Regions from separate parts of the Mus musculus genome. Here region 2 is linked to region 1. Evidence: chromatin loops called from intact Hi-C (ENCODE). Cell type or tissue: heart. All regions are shown on one strand.

The links. A loop is a pair of places that touch in the nucleus more often than their neighbours do. Peaks named below come from ENCODE experiments on the same cell type or tissue, not always from the same donor. Only the 100,000 strongest peaks of a DNase experiment are listed, where the experiment ranks them.
Region 2: a loop joins it to region 1, with 4 times the contacts of the local background. A loop is called at or near these places in 17 of 42 quality-filtered maps.

What each region holds. Positions count from the first base shown.
Region 1 is chr8:78,059,579-78,064,578 of GRCm38, forward strand. No RefSeq gene overlaps it. Among named protein-coding and RNA genes, the nearest start is that of Gm6360, 10 kb to the right of the region's middle. In heart, CTCF peaks have their summits at 2,688 (motif pointing right) and 4,184 (motif pointing right); no DNase peak of the experiment used is centred here; H3K4me3 peaks cover 989 bases.
Region 2 is chr8:78,735,058-78,740,057 of GRCm38, forward strand. No RefSeq gene overlaps it. Among named protein-coding and RNA genes, the nearest start is that of Gm39203, 63 kb to the left of the region's middle. In heart, no CTCF peak of the experiment used is centred here; no DNase peak of the experiment used is centred here; H3K27ac peaks cover 842 bases.

The sequences.
Region 1 (5,000 bases):
GAATACCGAATGGCTGAGAAGCACCTGAAAAAATGTTCAGCATCCTTAATCATCAGGGAAATGCAAATCAAAACAATCCCGAGATTCCATATCACACCAGTCAGAATGGCTAAGATCAAAAATTCAGGTGATAGCAGATGCTGGCGTGGATGTGGAGAAAGAGGAACACTCCTTCATTGTTGGTGGGATTGCAAGCTTGTACAACCACTCTGGAAATCAGTCTGGCGGTTCCTCAGAAAATTAGACATAGTACTACTGGCAGATCCAGCAATTCCTCTCCTGTGCATAGACCTAGAAGATGTTCCAACTTGTAATAAGGACACATGCTCCACTATGTTCATAGCAGCCTTATTTATATTTGCCAGAAGCTGGAAAGAACCCAGATGTCCCTCAACAAAGGAATGGATACTGAAAATGTGGTACATTTACACAATGGAGTACTACTCAGCTCCTAAAAACAATGAATTCATGAAATTCTTAGGCAAATGGATGCATCTGGAGGATATCATCCTGAGTGAGGTAACCCAAACACAAAAGAACACACATGATATGTATTCACTGATAAGTGGATAGTAGCCCAGAAACTTAGAATATCCAAGATACAATTTACAAAACACATGAAATTCAAGAAGAAGGAAGACCAAAGTGTGGACACTTTGCTCCTTCTTAGACTAGGGAACAAAATACCCATGGAAGGAGTTACAGAGACAAAGTTTGGAGCTGAGACAGAAGGAAAGACCATCCATCCCATATATAACCGCCAAACCCAGACACTATTGCATATGCCAGAAAGTTTTTGCTGACAGGATCCTGAAATAGCTCTCTCTTGTTAGACTATACCAATGCCTGGCAAATACAAAAGTGGATGCTCATAGTCATCTATAGGATGGAACACAGGGCCCCTAATGAAGGAGCTAAAGAAAGTACCCAAGGAGCTAAAGGTGTCTGCAACCCTATAGGAGGAACAACAATATGAATTAACCAGAAACCCCCAGAGCTGTGTCTCTAGTTGCATATGTAGCAAAGGATGACCTAGTTGGCCATCAACGGGAGGAGAGGCCCTTGGCATTGCGAAGATCATATGCCCCAGTACAGGGGAATTCCAGGGCCAGGAAGTGGGAGTGGGTAGGTTGGGGAGTAGGGCGGGGGGAGGGTATAGGGGGCTTTGAGAATAGCATTTGAAATGTAAATGGAGAAAATATCTAATAAAAATGCCTTAAAAAACTTATGTACCCTTAAACAAGAAGCCAAGTGATTTATTTCAAAATATTCTTTTTTCTTTTTATTAAACTAATAAAATTTATTTTAAAATTAAAAAAAAAAAACGAAAGAAAATTCTCTAAGCACCTTGCCTTGGTCGGGGCTTCCCATCCCCTCATGCAGTCCACGCAGTTTTTCTCTGGAACTGCATAGCAAGCACAGATTGTCCATATCAATCAAGATGGAAATCATGCATAAAATGCCTTTTGTTGTATTGCGTCCCACTGGACCGGCAAGAAAGACGCAACAAACCGGAATCTTCCGTGGCAAAAGCTTTATTGCTTACTTCTTCAGGAAGACCCCAAACCGGGAAAATGGCGCTGCTTTTATAACCCGCAGCGTGACGTTTCAGCACCTGATATGGCGTGACAGCTCCTGATTCGTTGCTCGCCCATCACCCCCCTATTACACCCCGAGAATGGGAGTGACTAGGAGTGAGTTCACTCTCGCACCTGCGTACAAGGCTTGTTTACTAGTTAGGCACAGCGGAGGCCAGCGCCATCTTATAATGGCGATTGCTCGCGGCACGGCTCTCCACAGCAATTACTGGCGGCACACATGCAATTGCTCGCAGCAAGGCTCTCCACATTGTTGGGAAAATGTTTCTTTTCCCTGTAAGTGAAAAGAATAAGGAATAAGAATATCATCAATAGCAACTCTAACCCCTCTGCCGAGCCCTGGGACCTCTATGTTTGTCCCACCTGCCCTGCCCTCAAAGACTTTGTGTTAAGAGTAAAAAATGCATTATTTTATTGTTTTCTGAAAAGTAATGTTATACCTTTTTAAAATATAATGCCCCCAAACCTGTCTATTAATGGCAAGGTCCAAAATAAGACAGGCTTATGAACTATCTGACTTGAGATTATTTACCCCAAGACAAATATTGAAAACAGCTAATGTTAGCAGGTAGCATGTCTTCATTTCCTTTCTTTCTGATCACCTTGGATAAGTATATACATGAGGTGACTCCTATTTGAGTGATAGGTGATTCTGTATATCAGAGACTAGCTGCTCAATCTAAGAAGGTCTTTAGACAAGAAACGGTATGGCCCTTTGGCAGATCAGAGAGGAGTCTGGGCTTTGAGTTTCCATTACAGAGGATGCAAGCAGCCTAATTGGCTGCAGGGAGCCAGAGGGTGTGGCACTCTTTGAAGGTTGGCTAGTATGGTTGATGGCTTCGGAGCCTGAAACCCTGGACACAACTCTCAATGGTATTCTAGAGTCAGATGAGATTCATCCTTCCTATTAGGTGGCCACTGCTGCAGAGTCAGATAAGAATCTGCTGCGGCGTTGTGGGAGTCTTGGAACTGTATGGTGTAGTCTTTCGATTTTCTGTCCATAATTGAAGTCCTTACTGAAATTTGCTTATATTATTTCCTGAGATTTCTCCTTCAACTTGAACTGTCTGATTCAAGCTTATTTCAGAATGGGCACTAGATGGCAGTATTGTTCTTTTATGTGACAGCTTTTATAGTACAATTAGGATGGATTTCTTTTTTGAAAATCAATTTTTAAAAACAAGAATTAGTCATTTAAAGACATCACTCTAAAGTAGAAATGAGATAGAGCATATTTGTTTATTGCTCTGCAATTTGTTAGTTATGTGATGCCTTAAACAGCGCTGCACTTCCCTCGTCCTTCGAGCTGACATCTGTATCTTTCTTGGCGCTGCCCAGCTCCTCTGGGCTGTGTGACTACAGAAAACTTCCCAGATGTTGGGGGATCTTTGCTCTCAGTTCACTTTACCAACTCCTCTGTAACATCTGGAGCAGTGATTTCCAAAGTGAAAGGGCCCTGTTAAAGAAATAAAATGTTTCAAGGGCTTTTCAGAAATTTAGTCTCAGTTAGCTGTGGACCAGAAATGTGGATTTTAATAGCATCTCCATGCACTTCTGAACTTCAACAAGGTTGGAAGTGGCTCAAGTGCCTTTAATTTCCCCAGCAATGGAATCACCAAAGCTACAGGGACTTAAACTCAATTTAAAATCTCCATATACTGTGTGTGTGTATCTCTCTCTCTCTCTCTCTCTCTCTCTCTGTGTGTGTGTGTGTGTGTGTGTGTGTGTGTGTAGACATGGAAGAGGGAGAAAATGAATCATGCCTAGAAGTAGCCAAATAGCTCGAGTCACTGTAAAAATTAAATTGAGATATTCTTTCTTCCATATGTCCAAACAAGTACCTTCAGGGTGGAATTGAGGTAGTGAGAGAGCTTGTACCCCAAGACACTGCCTGCCTTATATCTCCTGTGGCACAAGACAATGAGGACTGGTAGATTTAGGTGTCACTTAAAAAGTTATGGTTATGTTTTGGAATTTCTGAAAGACAACTTTTCCTTGCCTCTCCCTGCCCCTCCCCCATCTCTTGTGTTCGATATGATTTGCCTTGAAATTCAGTTGCCTCCACGCGTTTCTTTATCCAATAATGCCTAACTTTTCTTAGAATAGATCACGAAGCTATTGTGAAACGAGTATTTCCAAATAACACCATTCTTTCCAAGGTTTTCTGTACAGGGCCTCACCACAGCAAATCGAAGAAGGGCGTTTTCTTGAATGGGTCACAGAGATGCTACATTAACGCTGAGGAAACATGTCCTTCAACAGGAAAAAGAACACCAGAATACGTTCTTAGGGCCTAGTTTATAAAAACCACTTCTTATCTTTAAGACTGTGGCGAAAATAGAGAAGAAAACCCTGCATGCTTTCAAGGGTGTTGCTGTTGGCTTTGGAGTCAGACCCACAGTGGGGAGGGTGAGTCGCGGCGGCTGCTTGCTTTTCTTTTTGTAATTGAAGCCCATGTTTCCCACTCCTTTGTATTCCAGCCATGCTCCTTGGCTACTGGGCAAGAACCAGCGGAATCTTTTGAGAAGGTTTAGTTTGGAGGGAGCCCATTCCACTCCGCAGAGGAGCGCTCCCTCCCAGCCTGGCCAGCAGAGGGACCTGCGGCTCCGTTTAGAGGTCTGGGGTCAGGCGTGCCGAATCGACGTCTCCAAATAAGCGTTTGTTTTCTCAGCATTTTATTCTTTGTTTCTCAGCTTTTAAAAATGCAAGAGAATTATCTGCAGGCACATATTCAGATTTAGATCAAAAAGTGGACCAATGAGGCAGCACTCTCTGGTGAGAGCTAAACCTTGCCTCTTCCCTCCTGAAAAGGTGTCAGCGATTTTGATTAGCCCGGATCACTGACACGGCCAATCAGCCCCGTTTTAATTTTTAAAAGACACCCGAGATGTGTTTTGCAGCACCTTTCGCCTGTGCAAACTGAAAAATTAAAATAAGATAAAATTTAAAACTACTTTAAAAGGAGAGGGGATGTTCAGGAAGGGTGCCGGGAGGTCCTCCGAATTTAGAAGACTCTTGAGTTTTAAATACCACAAACCCTGTCCTGGTTTTCGAATGTTTACCTTTCTGCAAAGCTGGCCCACAGAGTACCTTCTCGCTTCAAAAGAAAATCCTGGCACCTGGAAGATCGGCCTGACAGTGAGCATTAAAATGGCTTGTTTAATGAGCAGTGTGACTGAACCACGCAAGGAACGCTGGGGACTCTCTCCCCCGTGTTTACAGTTTGTTATGCCGTGTGCTTCCAGTGTCCCTTATTTTGACAAGCTATCCAAAAGTTTGGAATGAGGATGGGCATTTTTTTATTTTTATTTTTATTTTTCAAAACCTGATTGCTAAAAAAGCAAAGGTGCGTCTGCTTACCGGCTCGCGTGGAGCAGGAGCTGCGCCATTAAGGGAGAAAAC
Region 2 (5,000 bases), 680 kb after region 1:
GATGTGTGATAACATATAGTTGATACACATTATCTTGGTTAACTCTCCCAGCAGTGCTATGAGATAAGTAAAATTAACCCCATTTTCCAGATGAGAAAATCAATATACTATCTAAGTGGCTCGAGGCCACAAAGCTAATAAATGGGACAATTTTGACCAATCTAGAATAAGTTTGGCAGATGGCACTCCAGAAGGAAGGGCTGTGCAGGAGGTGTTTCACTTCTCATTTTACTCGGATCACACTTTGAAGGGGTTGGAATGAGCATGCAATACAAACCAGGGCTTCTGCTGTTTCTTGAGGGGATGCCATGATTCACCTCAGCCACAGCGCATTGGTCAAGTAAAATATATTTTCCTTAAGAAACATGAAGTCTAAGCAGCCAGAACTAGATCAGTATGCAAATGGGACTGTCTTACAAAGTAAAGTGGGAGGCCTCTCACCATTCTGCCAATGAAGGCAAGAGAAAGAAGAGGGTGGTAATGGAAGAGGACACACAGTGTGACTACAGACACACCCAGGAGAGGCGAGGGTGTGGATCACAGGAGATATACGCATGAGAACACTGCTTTCTGGTTCTCTTCCAACAAAGAGACTGACAAAAGGAGGAGAAGCAGAAGGAGGAAGAGAAGCCAGCACCCAGTGAGTCAGTGACAAGTGGCAGGGTATCCATGAGTCTCCCGAGAGACACCCAAGGAGTTCCCGAATGAGCTAGTTGAGGTGAGGAGTAGCACCTAGTGGGGTAGTGTGTTCATGAGCTAGGGTTCTGGACTGAGGAGGAAGCAAGCCAGGCAGGGCCAGGCAGCCAGCTCTATCTGCTCCCTGGTCACGAGCAACAGTGTGGCTAGGGTCTGAAACTCCCTCCACCACGCCACCCCACCACCCCACCACTACGGACTGCCCCCCACACACCGACCCAAAACAAACCCTTCCTCAAGCTGCCTTTGTCATCAACAGCAATGAGAAAAATAACACAGTGGGGACTGATAAAGGATGCTGCTCTCTCTTCAAGGTGGGGGGTGTAGAAAGGAACTCAGAAGGCCATGTCAGCAGCCCTTAGAGACCATCCGCAGAAGATAACCACACGCTGAGGAGATCTATCCTCTCCTTGTTAGTGGCTCTTCTGAGCTTCAAATAGGCAATCGTGTGGACTACTAGACAGGCTAGGCTCCATCCAGGGCCTTAAGTCCCCTTAAGAGTTGCTGTCAGTGTGGCCATTGCACTGGCTCTGTCAGTGGGGCTAGAGCCTCTTCTGTATCTTTTCCACCATTAAACCCATCATGGCATCTACTCTGATCATTTACTGTTCTTGCATGGGGCACATTCTGATAAAGTCTGTCACCCTCTGTGGCTTCTGATAAAGTCTGTCACCCTCTGTGGCTATCCTGTGTCCTCTAAAACATCATCAATCTGTGCCCAGGAGTCATCATACTGGTCAATCTGCAAACGCCCCCAAAGCCTGCCCCCTGTTAAATACAAACCAATCAGTATAAGGTTGAGGCTCAGTTGGCAATGTGCTTGGCACACAGCATGAGGACCTGAGCCTGAGCCCAGATCACACGTAAAAAACAGGTTTGGTCAAACCCCAGCACTGGAGAATCAGAGGCAGGGGGATCCCTGGGACTCAATGACAAGCCACCCTACCTAAATTGCCAAGCCTCAGGTCAATGAGAGACCCTTCACACACACACACACACACACACACACACACACACACACACACACACAAAACCCAAGGTGGATATCTCCTAATGAATGACATCAAGGTTGTTCCCTGGCCTCCACACCAACACATGCATACATACACACACAAAATCAATACCAATAATGATGGAATCAACCCAGAACTGATGAGGCCCTTACAAAGCCCCTCCAGACCCATGTCCCTTATGGCCTTGACTGGTCTATAAACATGCAAAGATCCTGGGAAGGCTCCAACATTCATCTTGGGAGGAGCGTATAGCTTCTAGCCTGAGGTGAATCAAACAGACCTTCCATCTGTGCCCTTCCTCTGCCTTCCATTTCCTCTCTCCCAGGACATGAACCACTTGTCCCAACGCTAAGTTAAGATCTAACCGGAATGTATGTGTGAGGAGGAAGCCTGGGCAGGCACTAGATGGATCTGCGTTGGGCATAACAAGGCCCAGGCAGCTGGTTCTTGTAAAGGAAGGCCCTACATCTGCCCTTTACCTCTGGGTCACAGGTTCAAATCCAGCCAAGGCTTGCCTGACAGAAAATCATTACTAGCTCTCTGTCAAGCCACTTGACAGATGGGAAATGAGTTTCTGTCTCCATCCAGCAGGCAAGTGTCCACACCACGCTTGGCACTGAGCTGCTTTCGACTCTGTGGAGACGTAGTGGAAGTCGTGTATGGTTGCCCTCCCCCCCCCCGCCCCCCCCCCCCGCCGTGTCAGGCCGGGTTCTGAGGTCAGACAGAGCCTGCATTTGGTATCTACAAGGGCCTTGACAGCGCTCTCCCCTTACCCCTCTCATGAGCACTTTATTAATCAGTTGGCTTTTCTTTCCCTCTGACAGCACTAACAAGGCATTTGAAGAAATGGAACAACCGAGAAAAGGGCTGTTGAGAAAAAGAGCATGGGCAAAAAGGAAGCATAGGCAGGGCAAAGGATGGAGGGTTCCAATAAGGAACCTGGTAGCTGGGTGTAGCCACCAGCAGCCACGGGTTCCTGGGTTCCTGAAAGGAAAGCTGGGGATGGATGGAAAGGATGGCAAGAGAAATAATAAGCCAAGGCAAAGGTCTCTGATCAAGGCTCAACTTTAATTCTAGGGCCTGATTTTTAAAGTGGGGGAAATCTATCCCCCACTATGCCAGGATCTCGAAGATCTTTGTCAGGAAAACAAGCTCAGCTGGTAGCTTCTTGCAGGAAGCTACAGAGGTGGCATATGGAAGACTCCACCCTACGTGGACTAGCAGACTGTGGCAGAAACAGGTCTGATTGAGTCTGCTCAAGGCTAGGAGGGAGGGCACAGCTGGGGAGCATGGTATGGGAAGGTGTGTCATGCCTTCACCTGAATCAGGGCTGTTCCTCTCAGAATCAATGACTTTGCAGCCTCAAAACAAAGGCAGCCAACATCACCACAGAAGATATCTGGAATGTATTAGTATACTGAGTACTGGATTGAATTCACTCACTTGGCAGCCTGAAGAATTTACACATTTCAATAATAAAGGAAAACTACTTCCAGGGGGTCTTCGGGGCACCAGTGGCCTTGTCCCTGCTTGGTTCTACCAGCACCACACATGTATGTGAGGATGCAGAGTCTGGCTAGCTGATTTCACAGTATGTCAGCCCCCACAGGGTTTTGACTCCTCAGCAATCACAGGTAGCATCCCAGAGGGGGTAGGTAGAGCAGGACAAAGAATGAAAGGCTCCAATAAGGGACCTGGCAGCTGGGGAGCATGGTGTGGGAAGGCGTGTCATGCCAGCAGCAGCTGAATCAGGGATGTTCTCTCAGACCCTACACTGGCATTCCATCCGATCACCCCACCACACCCGAGAGAAGTATCAGCTTAGCAAGGCAGGACTGGGCTGAGCTAGGCTGGGTCCCCAAATACACATCCCTGTGAAAGGCTTGGGGCTGCTGAGCAGTGTAGGCAGACACACACGGTAAGGCAGAGTAGTTTTCACAATGACACTCAGACAGACTGGCATGGGAGACAGTTTCCTCTGAAGTGTCATGTGAGTCAGCTTTCCACACGGTTAAAAAGATCTGAGATGTCTGCCACTCATTTGCTAGGCGGTGTCCTGGGCACAGGAGAGGTGTCCCCCTCACTGCCTGTGGCACTCAGGAGAGTGGGCCCTGCACTTGCCCAGGCAGCACAGTGGAGCTGGCCCTGGTAGCTAGGGCTAGGTGAGCCGGCTGAGGGCATGAGAGCAGGAGAGCTGCAGCATTGGGTGAGCTACCTGACGCAGTGTTGGAGAGCTCGCCCTGCTGGGGTGGGTTCAGGAGAGCTGGAGGGCTGACCAACTCAGCTACCACCCAGGCCCAGGCAGCACCCCAACATGTGCCCCGTCTCTGGAGTGCTGGAGCACATGAAGGGCTGTTCCTGCAGATCCAAAGCCACAGGACCTCCATGACACAGGGCATCAACAGGAGATCCGAGAGGAGTCCCAGTGAGGTCCAGTACTGATAGTGTAGCAGGAGCCAGAGGCCTCGAACCAGACCAATGACTAATTGTGGTGAACATTTGCTAGTGAAGGTGTGTGGACAGAAGGGTGCACCTTGGAGAAAATGCACTGGGACCCACTGCAGCTTCCACAGCAAGGTGTTTTTGTTTGTTTGTTTGTTTGTTTGTTTTATTTTACTTTACTTTTTAATTTTCTTCTGGGGAAGGTTGCCAGGGTGAAAGGTAGGTATGAAAGGACAGGGAGATGAGTGGGAGTGGGGTGCGTGACGTGAAATTCACAAAAAATAATTTTAAAAATTGCTATATTTTTAAGAGAAAAAATCTGAGATAAATCATCTGCTAAAGAAAAATGGTCTGAGGGGAATAAAATATGAAATGTAAAAAAATAAATTAGTTAAAAAAAAAAGAAAAGAGGAAAGGTCTATCTTAACTGGCAATTTTAGATGTTCCAGGCCACTATCTAGTTGGCCCCACTGCTTTTGGGGCTGCGGGTGCTCCCCCCAACCCTGGGGGGCCTCACAGCAGGAGTCTGTGGCACAGGAAGTGGCTTACCTTGTGGTGGCTAGGAAAGCAAAGAGCAACAGGTTGTGGTAAATCCCCACAACCTCCTTCAAAGCTACTCCATCCAGAGCATTACTCCTTCAGTCAGACGCCGTCACCTAAGGGTCGCTCTATCTCCCCATAGCACCAGGCACTGAGTGTCAAGCCTGAAACACATGGGCCCGTGCAGGAGTCGGTGGGCTCCTATAATGGAGTGGGCTCTTATAATGTGGGAGTGGGCTCCTATAATGGGGTGGGCTCCTATGATGCAGTAGCCTTTGGCCTGCTGTAATCCAATAACTCCCAAGCTTC